Regions from separate parts of the Homo sapiens genome. Here region 1 is linked to region 2. The links are chromatin loops, found by intact Hi-C in ENCODE. Cell type or tissue: sigmoid colon. All regions are shown on one strand. Each heading gives the region's core, and the rest is flanking DNA. Links, peaks and the distances in the headings are about the cores only.

What was found. A loop is a pair of places that touch in the nucleus more often than their neighbours do. Peaks named below come from ENCODE experiments on the same cell type or tissue, not always from the same donor. Only the 100,000 strongest peaks of a DNase experiment are listed, where the experiment ranks them.
Region 1: it touches region 2 in a loop (2.8-fold over the local background); 1 of 110 quality-filtered maps calls a loop at or near these places.

The regions. Positions count from the first base shown.
Region 1 is chr5:116,516,445-116,526,176 of GRCh38, forward strand. All of the region lies in intron 1 of SEMA6A (semaphorin 6A), which reads right to left. Among named protein-coding and RNA genes, the nearest start is that of SEMA6A-AS2, 53 kb to the right of the region's middle. RefSeq lists enhancers at 1,459-2,658, 6,380-6,954, 6,955-7,527. In sigmoid colon, for the core only: no CTCF peak of the experiment used is centred there; DNase peaks (open chromatin) are centred at 4,484 and 4,961.
Region 2 is chr5:117,429,320-117,439,051 of GRCh38, forward strand. It overlaps LINC00992 (long intergenic non-protein coding RNA 992), which reads left to right. Exons shown (of 6, transcript NR_046089.1): 2 at 8,205-8,300. Among named protein-coding and RNA genes, the nearest start is that of LINC00992, 19 kb to the left of the region's middle. In sigmoid colon, for the core only: no CTCF peak of the experiment used is centred there; no DNase peak of the experiment used is centred there.

The DNA of each region.
Region 1 (9,732 bases), core at 3,088-7,087, 910 kb before region 2:
AACCCACACATTTTAACCTATTATTAAATTTGATAGATATTTCAGGTTTTTTTTTCTGAAAATTACTAATATCTTTATTGGCTTTGCTCATTTACTTTTATGTAAAAAGTGACTCATTAGCCTGGCTTGATTTACTTAGCAAAATAACGTAGGTGTTTTCCAAAGGCAGTTTATCAGTTTGAATTGTGGTGGAGAGAAGACGATTCACTAGGTGCCTCTTCCCAAACCAGAGTCAACTCTAGGATACCACCGCATAAAATGTTCATTTGCTTTTAATGTGAAATCTTATCTTTGGAATTAATAATTATCCCCAAACATCCTGAAAATATGCTTCCTTAGAGCGAATGAAAATAAATTCTACGAAATTATAGGTTTGTTTGAATGTCTCTACCACTTGATGACTTGACTCCTTAAACAGGTGACTTCAGGGTCACCGCACAAACAGAACAGTCCTGTTCTTTGGCAGCATCTGGAGGAATCATTTTGGTGTTCATTGTTTTTGAAGTCTGCCCTGAGGCTCCTTAAGTTTAAAGAAAAATACGATTTGCTATCCCCTGTTTCTCTAGATCTGGATGAGGCCAAGTTCATTTCAGGAGTATAGGTACACAATTTCTTATCTGCAATTACAAACAAAACAAAAACAAACCCTGAAAACCAAAATGTTTTTTCTACTCATTGTGTGACAAGCTTGAGTTGGCATGAGACCATTTGTAGTCCTTATTTATCCCTCTTAGGATGAATATTTATGCATTTTGCTGCAAATTATGAACAGGTATGATTATTAAAAATTGCTCCAGACTCCACTGGTGTATGTTTCCCATGTTACTTTTCCAAAATCTAAAAAATTTCAAAAAAAAAAAAGATTGGGACACTACATGCCTTCGTTCCTAAAGAGATTAAAAACAGGATATAAAGTGATGGAGAAAGGAAATCCTTGAGAGTAAATTCCCAACACTGGTTTTGCTAAAATGAGAACGTCTCTTAATTATTCCACAGTGTGTTGTGAAATTCTCACAGAATTTAAAAAAAAAAGTAATCTGATTTCACATATTTTTAAAAGTGTATGTCGTATCATACTTGCAAGAATAATTCAGAGATGAGGAATTGCTGACTGAGTTACTTATTTTTCATTTCCTATGTTCTGGGCTTATAATGACAGTTTTCCAGGCCCCTCTCCAGACAAAGGACCGACAAGAACAGACTTCCACAAAATAAGTGATGTTCCCAGAGCAGATGTAATCTTGGTAGCAAGGTCCCAAAGCCTCTCCTAAGTAAGTGATATCATCCAGAAGCAGCAGAAGTGACTGCCTCCCCAGGCTCAGCAACCCCTCCACCTGAGTGAGCTGCATTTCTTCCCATCTGATGGCCAACTACAAGGGAGTCAGCACTCCTTCCTCTCTCTGTAGAAAATGGACAGACTTCACAGGCTTTTTGTGCACTTGGTGATGGTGTCTCCAAAGGAGATTCCATGATGTCAGAGCCTGTAATCATTTTCTCCCCAATGGAATATGCCTGGTCACGGCATTTTCCAATCCCTGGCATCAGAAGCAATTGTCAACTGGCAGTATCTGCCCTCTGCTTTGTTACAGGTACCTGCCTTTAATTTTCAAATATCTGTAATTTTCTTTTGATGAATAACCCCAGAAGTTTAGGAACTAGTTACTAAAATTAAGAATTTGGATTTCTGGAATATTTGGGGAGGACAACTGTTATCTTGGACAACAGGTAGGGGTGGTAGAGAAGGAAGACAGACTCTCCTATTCCTCTCTGAGGTGCCCTCCACTGGCTGTCCCTCACCTTTCTTTCTCCCAAAGTGGACACTGGGCGTCAGACAACAACGTAATCAATTTTAAGTCTGAAATAAAATGGAGGCAAATGGTTAATATCAGATAACTTGGATACAAGGTTAATTACTGCAATCCAATTATCAGGAGGGAAGACAGCACATGAATATCACCAATTAACCCCTAAATCAAATTTAAAAATCACCATTCCCATAATTAATAGCACAGCAATCACTTTAATTACCATCTCTGCCAGACCAGAATAAGGAGGAAAAGTGAAATTATCCAATAAGTTTGAGTGTGACAAGAAGAAACCAAACTAAAGTGCTGAGGGTCAGACAAAAGAGAGGTGATAAATCAGAGAGAAAGTGAGTGTGAGACACACACCCAGCCCTGCAGGCATGCCTAGGCGTGTCACTCTAGCATAGCACAAGGATCCCTGCACGTGTGTGCTTGCCTTTCTTTGGGAGGAAATGGAGGCACAGAAAATGGATAAACGTCTCTAGAAGCTACTTAGCCCTGGTTACTGGGAAGCAGAGAGGTCAACCTGCATCATCCAGGCTTTCACTAGTAAGGATTTCAAGTTCTGAGCAATGAGAAGGAAAATACACACCTATGGAACACATGGAGAGTAACAACACATGAACGTCTTTCAAAGAGGAGATTCCCCACGTTCACTTTGAATAACTAAAAGACTAAGGCAGAATGACTTTTTTCTCAAACACGGTATTTTCCTACTGGGTTAACATAGTCTTTATCTCTCCTAAGAGTTAAAAAAAAAAAAGTCATTCTAAAATGTTATGCAAGAATAGGCAGATGTGTTCTTCACATATCTATTTAATCAGCTCTTTCCAGCAGCACTAAGACATGAAAGAAAGGTTGAGTGTCGTCCAGAATCCTCAATGAGAAGAGAGCAAAGTGCTGTGTTGAGCTCCAGTCTTGCAAGATTCCCCAAGCTGGAACACTGCTCCACTATTTGGAAGTAAGGGAGCTAAGGGCACCTCCTCCATTCTCACACAAAAGGTACATTTGAGGAGTCATTATCAATAATTTTTCCAATTTTTTGAAAGTAATTCTATTCCAAAGGAACACTGCTTTTGTACACCACAGGGTACTTTTTTAGTGTTTTGGGAGGTACAAGCAAGAACATGAGATGTGAGAAAATATCGTACAAGTGTGTAGGCATTGAAAGGATGTTCCTTTGACTGTTCAATTAAACCCAGAAACAGCTTTTGTTAGTAATTTTCCTGTACTCATTCATTCACTCATCGAATTCAGTCACTTTAGAAATGGCTGAGTTTCTAATATGTGCAGGCAAGGCACTGTGCGGGAACAGTGCGGATATTGGGGTCATGGGCTCACCCATGGGTTCTGCCCTTGGGAAGTCTCCAGACCACTGCAGACTATACATAAGTGGCTATAACGATGCTGTGTGTACACACACACACACACACACACACACACGCACACACATACATTATACATATAATACAGACTTACATAAAACACTGTGAGTTAAGAGGACCAAGAGACGTAATATCCAAGTATGGATTCTATTTCCAAAGTACATGCCAAATCTGCCCACTTCCCTATGTTCTACCTACAATCCTCTTAATCTAACCTAACCTCAGCTCCTGCCTCATGACAATTGCTATCTACTTAGTCTTTCTACTTCCACTTGGCCCTCCTTCAGTTTAATCTCCACACAGCAATCAATGGTCTTTTAGAAACATAGATCATGTTATGTCCTCCCTTCCATAAAGCCTTCCAGTGGCTTCTTAATGTATTAACAACAAAATTAAACCCTCTATTCTGGGCACAAAAGGCACCACCCAACTGGTTGACCCCATCATGTTCCATTCCCACTCTGTTCCAGCCCCTGTGCCTTGCTTTCCTCAAATGCACAAGCTCTCATTCCTGCCTCATGGACTTTCTGCTCTCTCACCTTGGAATGATCTTTCTTCCAAGATCATAAAATGTCACTTCCTCAGACAGGCCTTCCCTGAGCCCCCAAAGCAGCCTGATGCTTTTTTTTTTTTTTTTCATCACTTTATTCTACATTTCTGCAATGGATTTGTTCCTAATTGAGATTTTCACTTGCTTTTGTCTGTTCCTCCCCTCCACTAGAATGTAAGCTCTATGTGGGTAAATTGGTCTTATTAATCACTGTATCCCTCCCATTCAAGAACAAAGTCTAATGTACAGTAAACTCTTAACAAATATTCATTAAATAGTGAATGAAGCTCTAAAAAAAGAGTATCAGGACAATTTCTGAAAAATCAGTACTAAAACAAGGAAAAGGGGAGATGCAAGGGGCAGAGACTGGCATTTTTCAGATATCTGAAGAGAAACCTAGAGGACAGTTGTGAGGGTAGACCTAAGATCAATGGGTAGAAACTATAAAGATGATTTCTGCTCAAAATAGGGAGGAACTTTCTAGCAGCCCCTGTAACACACACATGGACTAGCCTACCTAAGGGGATGGGGAGGCCAGATGAGTGCTAGGACAGAAGGAATATTCTCCAGGAATTTAGACGCAGGATGCAGGGCTAGACCAGACAACATTTAGGGTCCCCATGGAGAACCTGACTGCCTATGGTTCTTGGATCCTCTGACAAGTCTTTCCTCCCACGTAGTGAGGAAGTACTGTTCAGAGCAGGAAGCCACAGATGGTCCAGAAGGATCCTGCTGTGGACTCAAACTCTTGCTGGCAGCTGCTCCTAGGGCTCTGTTGTAATAATGTCCCTGGAATCAAAAGACCAAAAGAAAGTCCTCAGGCTTTGGCCAATCCTCATTCATTGTCTCCCAGTTTGACCAGATTGTATAGGATATAGATCTACAGCCAAAAAGCATTTGCAAGGAGACAGATGGCAAGAACCTAATGAACATCATGGCCAATGACAGAAAGTCTCTAGGGATGGAGACATCCAGCATCTATACAGCTCTACCTCTTTTTCACTACAAAGCCCAGAGGTGTGGATTGTGGAATACAAAGTGAAGCTCTGGTTGTGTGGCCTTCCTGGGACTGTCAAGCACTGGCTTGTTACTAAGGCTCGATTGCCAATGACACACAGACCCCAGGAGATGGTTTAACTCTACTCTTGTCTCAAAGCCCTTCCCAGTGACTCATAACTTTCTTTGACACCAGAACAGCTGGGCCAGCCAGCTGGAGAGAAGACATACAGATGTAGCTGGCTGGAGTTTGAGGGGTAACGGGGCTGTGCAGTCAGCCTAGTATCCTGCAGTGGGCTACAGACTGGAAGTCTCCCCCTCTGCAGACAAGTCATGGGTGGGGACACTGGCTCTGTCATGACCGTCTCTCATCCTTCAACACATGTGTGTTTAGAATAGAAAGCACTGCAGCTCTTCTTCAATGGCCAGTTGGGGGATGTTTTATTTCTTTGGGGAATATTAGATCCTTGAGCCAATCCATCTGGGGAAGGTATGAGAGAGAGTACTCTGGCCAGAACATACCACCTACCCAGATGTCTCGGCGTAAAACAGAACTCAAATGAGAGAATGTGTGAAAGGCTGAGAAGTTAGAGGGGTGAGGGAGAGAAAGAGATCATTTTTGTTTCTGAGAAAAACATTTAAAACAAAGACTGACTACCCTTTCACTAACATAATTTTAGATTAGTTGTTATACACCAGAAAAAAAGTATGAAACATATATGTGTAAAATCCTCATTAGAAATGGCTTGTTTAGGCAACATTGTGCACATTGAAGGTACTTATTAAATATTTGTTGATTTTGATCCAAATAGCTTTGGGTATTTTTAAATATCAGTGCATTCAGTACCCCAGTGATTGTAAAGGGGGCTGTTTTTTGTTAATGAAACTTGAAATACAAGCCAAGATTGACTGATTTTTTAAAGTGTCGTGAATATTGCAGTTCTCATATATAAGCAACTAGTAACAGTGTCTCTGAGGGAGGAGGTGTAGGAGGTCAGATTTGGGTAAGAAACTCACTTTTTATGTTGTACATTTTTATGTTTTATTGACAATATTTTTCTTGTGCATGTGTTTTTTTAGAACAAAATAAAACTAGTTACTATTTTTTAAACTCTTTGTCTCTAGAGGCAAACCTAGAGCTTAGACCTACTGATAACCTGCCAGTTCCCACTAAACTAGAAAGAAAAAAGGATTTTTCCCAGGATCCCGTCTCTTCGCAGTATGGTCAGCCAATAGAAATATTCTGGAATACAGGATGCGGGTGAGGGAATTTATAGGCATTGTGGTGTCAGTAGTGATAATTCTAGTCGATCTGTGATGCAGATGGATGTATATGGTGGCTGGTGGTTTACACAGCACTATAAACCCGCCTGCGTGCCATATGAATGGCTAATTTATTAGCTTTCAAATAAAAATGTAGCAAACTCAGAAAGGCAGGCCACAGTGCAGTCTAACACAAAGAATCAGATGAGCTCAAAGCAAATAACCTTCATATTTTTTATTTTATGCTCCATAAGTGGGATTCCAGTACTGCAGATGGGAACTTTTTTTTTTCTCCCTTCTCTATCTGCACGTTGATTTCTGGGCAGGCACCTGCCCCCTTGTTCTCTGTCTTCACTGGCCTTTCTTCCTGTTCATTTCCTATGGCAAAGGAAGCCCAAATGCTGCTTTTGAAGCATCCCCAAAGGACACCTGACATTTTAAAAGCTGAATGAGTGTCCTCCCCTGAGACAGTCATCTTCGACCATCTCAGAATGACTGCTCCCAGAGAAGACAGGAGATTGACTAAACTAGAGAGAAAAGAAAGAATTCATCAGGAGAGCGAGGAGGGCAGTGTGGAGAGGTGCCCACTGTGCAAGGATGTGGTCAATGAGTTTCCTCCATCCCATCCCAGTACCCTTTCTGGGAACTGAGCTGCACATGACCACCTCCTCTTTTCTCTTTTTATTCATTTATTCAACTAACACTGAGCTAAGCACTAAGAAAGGAGCAAAGGCATGTTTCCTCCTTTTTTGGTTCTCCTTCTCCTCAGAGCTGAGTCTATTTTGACCACTTTGAGGTTGCTTTTCTCACCGGGTGGGTCACATTATGCTTTTTCTCTTGGGGTTTAAGGTCTTACTGGGGTGGGAGACAGCAGTTTCTTTTCTTTTTGAGACAGGGTCTTGCTCTGCTGCCCAGGCTGAAGTGCAGTGATGCAATCTCTGCTCACTGCAACCTCCACCTCTCGGGTTCAAGCGATTCTCCTGCCTCAGCCTCCCGAGTCTGAGACTACAGGCACGCGCCACCATGCCCAGCTAATTTTTGTATTTTTTGTAGAGACGGGATTTCATCATGTTGCCGAGGCCGGTCTCGAACTCCTGGGCTCAAGTGATCCACCCGCCTCAGTCTCCCAAAGTGTTGGGATTACATGCATGAGCCACTGCACCCGGCCTAGACAGCAGTTTCATATTTTTATGCAAAAATATGCATAAAACTGAGTATAGACCAGTGCTTTCCAAACTTGCCTGCACATTGGAATCACCTAGAGAGCTTCAAAAATTAAAGATGTCTGTGTTCCATACCCAGAGATTTTGACTTAAGTGGCTTGGGTGTGACCTGGGCTGTGAAAAATTTTAGTAGAACCCCAGGTGATTCTAGTGAGTAGACAAATATCGGAGCCGCTGATACAAATACAAATGGCATCCATATTACAATCCTAATCCCTTTCATTTCAATGCCTTCAGCCACAGCCAGGGATAATTAGCCATGATTCAAAAACCTTTACTTGTGCCAGCTGCATGGAGTGGCTTTAAAAATATCTAAGTTTATTTCATGTCCAATAACAACTGGACATTGAAACCTACCCTCATGCCAACCCACTTACAGAATATAATTTAATCCATTAAAAATTACAGGGAGGCATACAGAAACTTCTTTTCCAGCATGGGGCGTGCAAAGTATTTCTAATGCAAACACAGACAATAGGTATGTTTTCTTTTATGACAAGGTTGAAATAAAGCAGACCTAATGATCCCACCCAGATGCTGTGGAGAAGAAGCCATGTGAATACTGCACGAGGAAGCCTATCTCCCAGCCTTATCAAACCCACTTTTCTCTTCAACTGTGCCCTGGTAACCTGGGAAATATAAATTTTGATTACTGATTGCTGCATTGTTAGTAACTGACTATTTATCATCAGTAGCTGGTCACCAGTGTCAGTCCAGACTTAATTATCTCAGCTGAAGGGAAAGTAACCCCATGAAAGAATTGTTTTCCAATTAAAGCAGCATGGAACATGTGATTTGTCTCTCTGACCATATCCAGTTCATACTCCTTTTCAAGTTATTTGTATTGTCTTCTTTTCCTCATTACAAGCTCGGGTTGTGAATCTTAGGTTCCCTAGCAAGAAACACATAAATATCAAGAGGGCAGCTGTCAGACCTTTAAAAAAAAAAAATCATGAACAGTCACCACCAAAAACATTACAGTAATTACAGAGTTTCCACTAGCAAATGCTACACTTAGGGTTAAAGACATCTTTCAACATAACCATTTATTTTCATAGGTTCCTAACCTCCTATAGAATGTGTGTATAATTACATGGGTATGTATACACACACACACACACAGACACACACACACACACAATTTTTAGAGCTTATTCTTTAGGGGTTAGGATCAGATGCTCTATGCTGTGTTATAGCTATTGGGTCAATGACAAGGAAACAAGGAAACCATTTTTCTACTAGCACAAGTATTTTAGGTAAAGATCTAGACAATGGCATCTCTGAACTCTTCATTTTTCTTATCTTGTTTTTGCCATTAGTTTGATATTTATTTTGCATGTCTGCCCATTTGCCTATCTAGACAATTCTTTATTCCTGGAGCAAGGACAAAAGTTTATCTTCTCTGTGACTAACTCAACCCTGATCACTTTGTAAACATGGCCTTTGAAGTCTGGGTTGTTTAAGAAAATATTTATTCAGCACCTACTGTGTGCCAGGCATGTTCCCGACACTGAGTATTCCCCATGAACAGAAGAGGTCTCTGCTTTCATGGAGCTTATATTCTAGTGGGCTTCCACCCTAGTCCTTCCATTAGTGGCTGAGTGGCCTTGGGTTATTTAATCTGTGTAAGGCTCAGGTTTCTGTGCTCTAAAGTGGGATAATGATGTTTTCCCTTCGTACAGCTGTTATTAGGATAAAGAGCTCCTGGCCCATGAAGAGTTATTTAATTAATGTAAGCTTCCATTTTCTTCTCAGTCTCCTGTATCCTTTGAGTTTCACTGGAAACTCAAAGTATCCTCACCTTTCAGCATTTTGAATTTTGTATACTTGTTTCCTATACCTATATACCATCCCTTGTTTCCTAAAAACATTTTCCTACTGTAGTTCCAATTTCCCCCTGTCCTCAAAACTTCCCACCCACAGCCTTCTGTGTCTTGCACTGGAGCTGCCTATATTTCTTAGAAGATGGTAACGGCAGTTTGGTGTTTAACCAAAATTTTGTGGAAACTTAAATTATTCCTTTGGGAAAAAGAGGGCACATTTTTCAGTACCGTGCCAATGTAAAAAGGAGGAATAGCCTATAGTCATTGGTGGTAAGTCATTATCTACTTGGCTTGTAGTTCTCTTCCCAACTGCATTACAAACACCTCAAAGGGAGGGGCCGTTTTACTTCTATTTACTTTCAGCAATTCAAATTAAGCATTTATTGTCTATATGAGCAAGGAACTGTTTCAGGTGCTGTGGCCAGTACAAAGATGAAGGCTGGCTGGAGGAAGCAGCATTTAAAAACCTCTCTGGAATCTTTTCACCTAGCAGCCAGCTGCCCTAGGTTAAGAATATATACCAGAATTTCAATAAACTGCCCCTAACAGAAAGTTTTAAGAATTTTTCACTCTTCGATTGACTTGGGTGGGTGGGTGAGGGCTTTGGAGGGATGGCTCTTATTGGATCTTCCTTTGCCTTTTCCCCCCTTCTTTTTTATCCTTTGTGTCTTGAACTACTCTTCCCAT
Region 2 (9,732 bases), core at 3,785-7,784:
CCTTTGCATATGTTACTGTCTCTTGTTTGACTGATTTTTCTCATCTTTTTTTCTTAGATAACTCATCCTATCCTTCAGGTTTTAGCTTGGATATTCCTTCTTCTGGCAGCCAGTTGAATTTGTTGTTCTGTAGATTACGTAGTACCTACTCATACAACATTACACTGGGTTTGCCTCTGTAGTTTGCAAAGCTCCACAAAGGCAAAGGCAAAGGCAATATTCCATTCTACTTTTTTCCCTTAGTTTCAAAAACAGTGCTTGGTACATTATTGCAGGTTGTCAATAAACATTTGTTGAGTAGATATATGAATTTCTAATATAAAAAGAAAATGCATTTAGCACATTCAAATCAGAACGCAATATTTTCCAATATGTTGTTGAATAATGTAGTGTGTGCCAAAAATTTAGGAAAGAATATATCTTAATCCAAAAAATAGAGCATCTGTCTTCCTAGCAGAATATAATCAGGAAAAATTTATGGGATAGAAATGGCTTTGGAATGTGAGCTGTCACTTTAAATTAATACCTTTTCTGGAAAAACTTTGCTACTCTTAGCATTATTGAAATTGTTTTTTTTTTCATATAACAAGTGAATGCATGTATACATATATATACACATGTGTATTCTCACATTTAAAATTGATGTATTAAGAAGGTTCTAGCAACATTTAGGGAAACATTAAAAATCTATGTCCATGCAAAGACTTAAACATTTTTATAGTGGTATTATTTATAATTGCAAAAAACTGGGTAACAATCCAAATATCCATCGACTGCTGAAATGGTAAACAAAATGCATCGTATTTATACGATGGAGTGTAATTTAGACATAATAATGAACAGACTACGGATATGAATATACCTCAAAAGCATTATAAAATAGTGAAAGAAACCAGACACAAAAGACTATGTATTGGATGATTTCATTTATATAAAATTTCTGAAAGGGACAAATCTCTAAGAGACAGAGAGCAATGCTTGCCTAGGCCTAAGAAATGAGAGTAGGGACTGACTGCAAACGGACAAGAGGCAATTTTATAGGGTGATGGAAATGTTTTAATGTTACAATGATGCTTACACAACTGTGTAAATCTACTAAAAGTCATTGAAATATAAACGTCAATGTGTGACTTTTATGGTATATAAATTACTCCTCAATAAAGCTCTTTACAAAAAGATTGAAAGAAACACATCCTAGTGCATTTTCTATTGGAGTATAAATTAGTACAGAGTTTTGGAGGATATTTTAGTAATATATATCAAAAGCCTTAAGATTATATTCTCTTTGACATAGCAATTACACTTCTGAGATTTTTGTTTTAAGGAAATAATTAAGAAATTATTAAAGTACACAAACATTTAAATATAAGAATTTTATTTCAGGATGAAAATTTTTCTTTGTTCAAAACAAAAGTTTTCTTTACTTATAATTGCCTCAATTTTTCTATTTTGGTTTGCATATAATCAGTGCTTTAATAAAAATAACATAATATTTGGTTTTAGGATGAATATTAACAGTAAAATAAGTTGGAATTAATCTAAATATTCCAAGGGAAATATGGAAGCATTTCCTAACTCTTCCTCATGAATAGTTATTCTCTTTTTAATTCATATAATATAGCTCCATAGCTCCTTTTGCTTCCCCACCCATACCGTCAGCTTTAACTGACTACATAAACATACTGGAGAAAAACTACTTTCCTAGCCGACTTCACAGTTAGATGTGCACATGGTATGAACTACTGACCAATGTATGTGAATAAAACTAATGTGTCCAATTTCTGAGCCATGCCAATTAAAGTCATGTAGCTTGCAATCTAACTTCATTTTTTCTTCACCCATCCTGTGCTTGGCATGTAGATGTGGTGTTGGTGAGCCACATTAAAACTCGTGGTTGAGGACAATGTACTATAAGTTATGACAGAGTGACAAGGTAGATGAAACCTAGGTCCCTGAATGACATGAAGCAGAGCTGTCCTTTCAGCCTGGACTGGCCAGATGGTTAATGTAAAACAGAGAGCCACTGCAGGTCTTCCAATAACATCGTTTCATTCAAAGTTCCTTCGTCATTATGTTGGTAAGAAAACAAATAAAAAGAATCCTGCCTGGGCCAACTCTCTCTGTGGAGTTTGCTCATTCTCCCCATGTCTGTGTGGGTTTTCTCTAGGTACTCTGGTTTTCTTCCACACTCCAAAGATGTGCACATTAGGGTGAATTGGTGTGTCTCAATTGTCGCAGTGTGACTGAATGTGTGTGGGTATGTGAGTGCACCCTGTGAAGGTATAGCATCCTGTCCCAGATGGTCAAGGTCCCCACCTTGCACCTGAGCTTCTAGGATAGGATCTAGTCACCCATGACCCTTAACTGGAATAATTGGGTAAATAATTATCTTACTTATTACTCTTTCTCAAAAATATGAATAGCTCATATTTATTTTAATGTTTAAGATTAGAAGTGTTTTGGTCTTTTTTTTTTTCTTAGAAGTTCAATGATGCATTGTGTCCAGAAATATGCCATTGGAATTTGACCCTTGTTTGTATCAACTAGCTTATGGTAAAATTGGTTTTGTTATATATGGTTTTGCTTACAGTCACAGCTTCCAAGAACGTATTGATGTTTAGTGAGGACTTAATGTACTTTGATTGTATGTCAGCTGCTCTAGTTCTTGTTCTCATGTTATAGCAGCTTAAAGTAGCACCTTCTAATATAGGAGAGGCCAAATAAAAAAAAGTGATACGATTAAGTGAAATATAACCATTAATTACATACTGGAATTGAAAGAGAGCTGTGGACATGGGACATGCTTTATTTCTGGATATATCTATACATTTCAGCAGTAGACACACCAAGTTATAATGGCACTAAAAGTTGAAAAAGCATGTAAACAATTTGCCTAGTAAAGATATTTGGGATTTTTTTTTTTTTTTTTTTTTTTTTTTTTTGAGATGGATTCTGGCTCTGTCACCCAGGCTGGAGTTCAGTGGCGTGATTTCGGCTCACTGCAACCTCTGCCCCCAGAGTTCAAGTAAGTCTCCTGCCTCAGCCTTCCAGGTAGCTGGGACTACAGGCCTGCACCACCATGCCTGGCTAATTTTTGTATTTTTGATAGAGATGGGGTTTCGCCATGTTGGCCAGGCTGGTCTTGAGCCCATGACCTCAAGTGATCCACCTGCCTGGGCCTCCCAAAGTGCTGGGATTACAGGCATGAGCCACCGCGCCTGGCCTGGGATTCTTAAGGTAAAAATGTATTATATGCAGGATGGTTAAATGATGCTAAGATATTTAGTTATACCCCACATAACATTCTACAGTGTGACAATATGATATTTTTCATTCTCATTCAATTCTCTATCTTTGAGAACTCATTAATTCATAGAACTTAAACTTCTGCTACTCTATATACCAATCCCAGATCTATTTCTCTGAGTGCAAAAAATTCTCTTAAAACCTAAGGGACATGCAAAGCTGGGGCAAATATTATGTCTGTTCACATGACGGGGGGTAAACTTGACTACAAAGAATCTATGGGCACCTAAGACCAATAACTGTACTACCAAGATAAATTCCAGATTGTTATTATATTGCACAGTGAAAGCTAACTCAGTATGAAATGAACTGTCTTAGGAGATACTGGAGTTGTCTTAATATAATCCTATCAAGTGTTGTAGATACTAAAGATAAAGTAGTAAAAATTATAAATATGTATTTTGGCCTAAGTGACCATTCAGACTTTTGGTTATCTCAGAGGTTACCACATTCTTTGTTAAAATGCATGTCCGAACAATGCCATAGTTTGAATGCAATGCTTTGTACAAAAAGAGTTTTTTGAAATTATATTTTCCTTATTTTTAGAAAATAATGTTTTTATATTAACCTTCAAAGTCTATGCTAGCTATATTTAGGCATGTCTTTATGATCACAGTTTCAGCTAAATTTCCTGGAAACTCACTGTTGTAGTGTGCTCTTACCTGAATTAATTTTGTTTTACTCTTCTTGGTCCTCAAAGACTGAATTTTTGGAACATTTTAGCACAAACCACAAACATCTTTAAGGAAAAACAAATAAGATACTTTTTGACATCTGGAAACCTTACAGTTAGTTTTTAGCTTATAAGTTTGGTCACCCTTCATAAGTTTACTTACAATAGCAAGTACATTTTATGTGCATTTTACATGTTGGTGTAATATAAGATACAGTCAATGCTGACTTGGAAAGATACACAGAAAATCTTTGCAAATTTTGAGGTAGAAAAAACTACTGTTTTATATGTCTCCACTAAAATGACAAAGATGCTTAAGTAAAGTTATAATGCATTTATGACTCATTTTTTCTATTAAAAATAAGAACTGATATAATGATTTTCAACATCTACTGTTGATTTTCTACAGACTGGTGATTCGATCATGAGTAAAGGAATGGTGACTGATTTTAGCCTTTGGAGAGTTGAAGAGAGCTAGCTAAAACTGCAGGCTGTGATTCAGAAATCCCATAACTGAGAAAGCCTAAAACTCAAAAAGGGCACGTTTATTGTTGAGACAATATGGCCTAAATTAATCTGAGTATATTCAAATGCAAAGTGAAAATGCTAAGCATTTAAGTGCCTTCAGCTCCTGTTCATTCCCCTAAATGGAAAAGCTGCTACAATGAAGAAAATACCTGGCAGCAGACACAGTGGCTTGGATGTGGCAGGCAGAAATGAGCTGCTTATACACCCATGTACTCCTCTACAAACCATGTAATAAATGTGCATGAGTCAGTGGGAAGTGAAATGGTTAGCCATATAATGCAGAAAGGTGTATTTTCTTCCCACATTAGCAAATTAAAATACAGCCTGCCTTCATTGTGAGATGCAATTTCTCTTTATTTTATATATATTTCCTCCAAGCTGGTTCTCTTTATTTTAATTTCTTGAACCCTCTTCCCACACTTTGATGGAGTCAGTTAAACATTCACTAGCTCTGTTATCCCCACCTTTAAATGAAATAAATATGGTTTAAGTCTGAAAGCTGCTTGCTGCTACATGAATAAAGGTAGCAGGCACTTGCCTCAGCAAAACAAAAGCAGCTGAAATGTGGTGAAATGCACATATTTATAGATGACACTGCAGTATTTATAATGTGAGGCTGGAGTCTCTACAGTGGAGATCTGGCTCTGTGTGACTGTGCCACTGAGGTCAGTTCAAGGCAGCTGACTGGCTTTCTATATATGGCCTGGGGGACAGCTGTTAAATTTTGAGACTAGAGCATTTAAAACAAGTCTTGGACCTGTTAAAGTCTAATAATTAGAATGAGAAATGGCAGGACTGGGAGTAAAAGATGCCATAGTCTTGACATTAGGGGAATATTTCCAAAAGAAATGATTTTGTGTCAGGCTGTAGTTATTACAAAGAAAATATTTAATTATTTTTGTGGTCTGAGTAACAAGTAGAACAAAAAAATCAATGCAATAAAGTTTGTAATTTTGATTATGTGACTCTCTCTTTGAGCAGTACTTGAGCAGAAAAGCAGATAGGCTCTGATTAGGCTTATAAATATAGAAATGTATTGATCACACACAAAAACTCCTTTAAGTGTTCCCTGCATGAGGTCAATGCATCTTTTAAAAGAGTAAAAAGATGTAGCTTGTCTCTCAAGGCTCCAACAAAGTTCGTGGAGCTGACATCTCTATAAATTACAGAAACATATTGACTTCTTTATGGACTATCCACAAACCAAATGGGATTATGTTGAGCAGTGTTCAGAGAATGTGCAGAACCCTATTTTGATTCCATTGTATGGATGTAAATTTTGTCAATGTTAAAGAGTCCAAAGGAGCAGGGGGAGCTGTAGATAGACACATTTGCATGAAGGAACTGGATTTTTTAGCAAAGTTATGAAGATTTTGGTTGCAACAAATTCTAGCCCATTTACCTCAACACCCTTCACTTTTGTTTATATAATGAATGAGATATGTTTTCACCTTCCAAGGTTCTTATCCATCTATAATTTTAGTTGCTCTGAATTATCCCTGACTACATTCTCCAAACCCAAACAAGAGAATGTTCCTGCTGAACATCATCCTGTCACTACAGAAACTTTGGAATCTTTGTAGAACATTTCTAATGGCTGGCAGAAAACTTTCCTTTTCAGAAGTACACTTTTGGCTCAGTTCCTTTTCCCAGGGCAAATAAGGAGCGTTATCATTTCTCTTAGTAACCAAATACACGCTTGTAACAAAGTAACATTTATACAAAACTCTTAGAAAATATAAAAGAAAGCTAAGCATTTCCACATAAAGCAGCCCCTATGGTCTAAAAGGATGTTTGTTAAATTATCAATTATGTAAAATTACTTCAATTGTTTCTTCATAGCATCAAAATTCTAGAAACTCTTTCAAGACCCAAGTAGGCAACATCCACTGAATAAATGTTAAAGCTGTCACTTATGTATCATAGTTCTATGCTCTAATCACTCAAGCATTTTTAGGAAGAAGACTCATACTTCCCATCTTATAACAGGCATTTTATCCTAGTCATTAGAGATGTAAGTTAGCTCAAAATAAACCAGCCTAGATCTGAAGGGATTTGTACTAGAGACATATTTATTTTAAAATATGAGAATTAAAATCTTACTAACTTTGGTGTCATGTTTTCAGCTGCATAAGACATTTATCCAATTAACTATTTTATATGAGTGACTTCGATTAGATGTAACTATTTTGAAAAATAGGGAAAATCAAGATTATAATTACAGAATAAACAAAAAAAATCAGAGATTAAAAAATATACAAGTCTTTCATTGTACATATTTATTTATGTCTTCTCAGTTAAAAAAGAAACAATTCTCTTGAGTGCTTACCATGTCGTAAGTAGATATCATGTTAAGCGTTTTGCAGGTGTCAGTTCAGCCATCTCAAGAATCATTTAAGTTTGATACTATTAACATTACTTCTATTGTAGGAATGATGAAACTGAGACTTCACCATTAATTAAATAAACTTATTGGTAGAAGAGAGAGTCAAATTCTGGTATTTGTCTACCCCTTAAACAATATTGTGCTGCGTTTCTGATGGAAAACAAGAGCAGCAAATAGGAAGTCCAGGCCAAGCAAGTTCATTAACTGAGGTCACTCATCTACCTAATGGCAAAACATGAACTGAGACTATAATCTACTGACTCATAATCATTAAGACATTTTTATTCCATGAAAATATTAAATTTGTGTGCACATTGTGTATTATATGCCATCTTATAACTACTGTTTATAACTCTTACATAATTTATAGCATATATAAAAGTGATACAAGATTAATAGATTTTTAAAAATGATACACTTTATAATTTTGTCTATTGTTGCCGAAAAGGGCACTCAAAAACATCTCTCCCAAATACTCCACCAAAAGTGTTGTGGAAACCCCTTGAGAGAATTGCTCTATGATAAATGGGTCATTCCCTCCTCGGAGTGGTTGACTTTAGTTGAATAATTTAATTACTCTCCTTTTACTACTAGCTGAGTTTAATTGCACGGAAGGTACAGGGATGTATTTTACTGGTCACCATTAATTGTTGAATTACTTAATTTTGAGTTGGCATAGTGAAGGAATTCAGGGACGGAAAAATTTGATTTTGTTGCCCCCCACCCCACGCCCCCCCTCACCTCCCCCCGCTCCAGATGATTTGTGTAGAATAAACTTGGTAAGTTTTAGGATGCAGAGGATGGGGTAGGGAAAATGCAAGATCAGCAACTAGGAATAGTGCCAAAAGGGAGGAAAATATACCACAGATACTTCAGCTACTTGTTCATTTTTCCAGACGACTGGGTACTAGGTTTCATGTGATGCTATAAGAGAAACAGACAGACAGTATCTCAAATAAATGATAAGCACTTTGGACCTTGAGGGATCAAGAATGAGAAATGACAACTTTGCTTTTACTCACACTATTTTTTCTTTCCCTTGGATACCCTCCTTTCTCCCTATGCTATAGTTTGGTGTGTTTGACCCCTCCAAATCTCATATCAAAATTTGATCCCCAGTGTTGGAGGTGGGGCCTAACAGGAAGTGTTTGGGTCATGAGAGAGGATTCCTCTTGAATGGCTTAGAGCCATTCTCCAAATAATGAGTGAGTTCTCACTCTGTTTGTTCCCAAGAGAGCTGGTGGTTAAAAGAGCCTGGAACATCCCCCCTCCATCTCTTCCTTCCTCTCTCACTATTTGATCTCTACCCAGGATGCTTCCTTTTCCTTCTGACATGAGTGGAACCAGCCATAGGCCCTCATCAGAGGCAGATGCTGGCACTTTGCTTCTCGTACAGCCTGCAGAATGGTGAGTCAAATAAATACCTTTTCTTTATAAATTACCCAGCCTCAGGTATTCCTTTATAGCAACACAGAAATGGAGTAAGATCCTCTCTATCCACCTGGAAAATCCTACTTCCCAGAGAGTTTTCTTTTATTTGCTCTTGCCAACAAAGTAGGGTCAACAGCTTGAAACCAAACCTTGTAAAGGTTGCTAATGTGTGGTTTTAAAAATTCAAATGCCTTTAGAAACCAGGCAGGGGACCTTAATGTGAAGCAGGAAAGATTATTCTAACAAAGGATTGTGTAGACTAAAAGGGGCATCACCCTCAGACACTGAATACTCAACAATTATTTGAACAACTTGAGTTAGGATTTCTTCTGAATTGTGCTGGATACTGCTTTGGCAGCTTAACAGAGGCTCGAGAGTATGTTGCCTCATGATTGTCAAAGGAAAGTCTATTATTACACTCCACAATGGCTCTAAAACCTGGTAATGGGCTATCCTATTTCTTACTACATTAAGTAACTTCTATGTCTAATGGCAATAATTTTTCAAGGTTCTTGAGCCCAATTTTTATAGATTTTTAAATTACCTATTCTCTGTATATATATATATATCAGTTTATATCCACCACTTCCAAACTTTTTCTTCTAACTTTCAATGTGCTGCTTCTGATTTTTGTGGCCTAGGACTACGGATAAATACATTTTTGAAATTTTGCATAAAATAAAAATAAGGTTTGAGTAAGCAATCTTAGAGCTATGTATAAATTGCAAGATATATTTTTTATATAATATTTGATAGATATTAAGCAATACATCTAACATTTAAGTAAATTTAAAAGTTAATTAAAATATTAACTATGACCTCACTATCAAACTTATAAACTATTAAAATACTAGTAATATTAATACCTATTATCTGTTCTTCCCATATTTAATTTCTAACTTCCCTACCAGAACAAAAACTACTCTTAATTTTGTGCTTATCATTTGTTTGTTGTAGTTTTTTAAATAGTACTACTATATATTTAAGTGTTAAACAATATGTTGCTTAGCTTTCTTGGTTTTGAGCATTATGAATTATCAAAATTATGTCTTCCACTATGAATTGCATTTCTCCCTCATTATATTTCTCACATTTATCCGTGTCGTTTTATGTAGTTGCAATTTATTCTTCTCATTCTTTCATAATATACCACCGTGATTATTGCAAAATTTCTTTACCCACATTCTAGTCAATGCATCATTTCTGTTTTTTTCAATTCTATGAACAATACTGTTACGAACATTATGTCTTTCCTGGTATACATATGCAAAATTTCCTCTAAAATATTGTTCAAACATTTTACTGTGATTTATACCACGATATAAATTTTAAACAACAGCTTGGTAGATATTTACAATAAGGAGTCTTTTAGTCTATGAATGTGGTATATCATTCCATTTATTTAAGC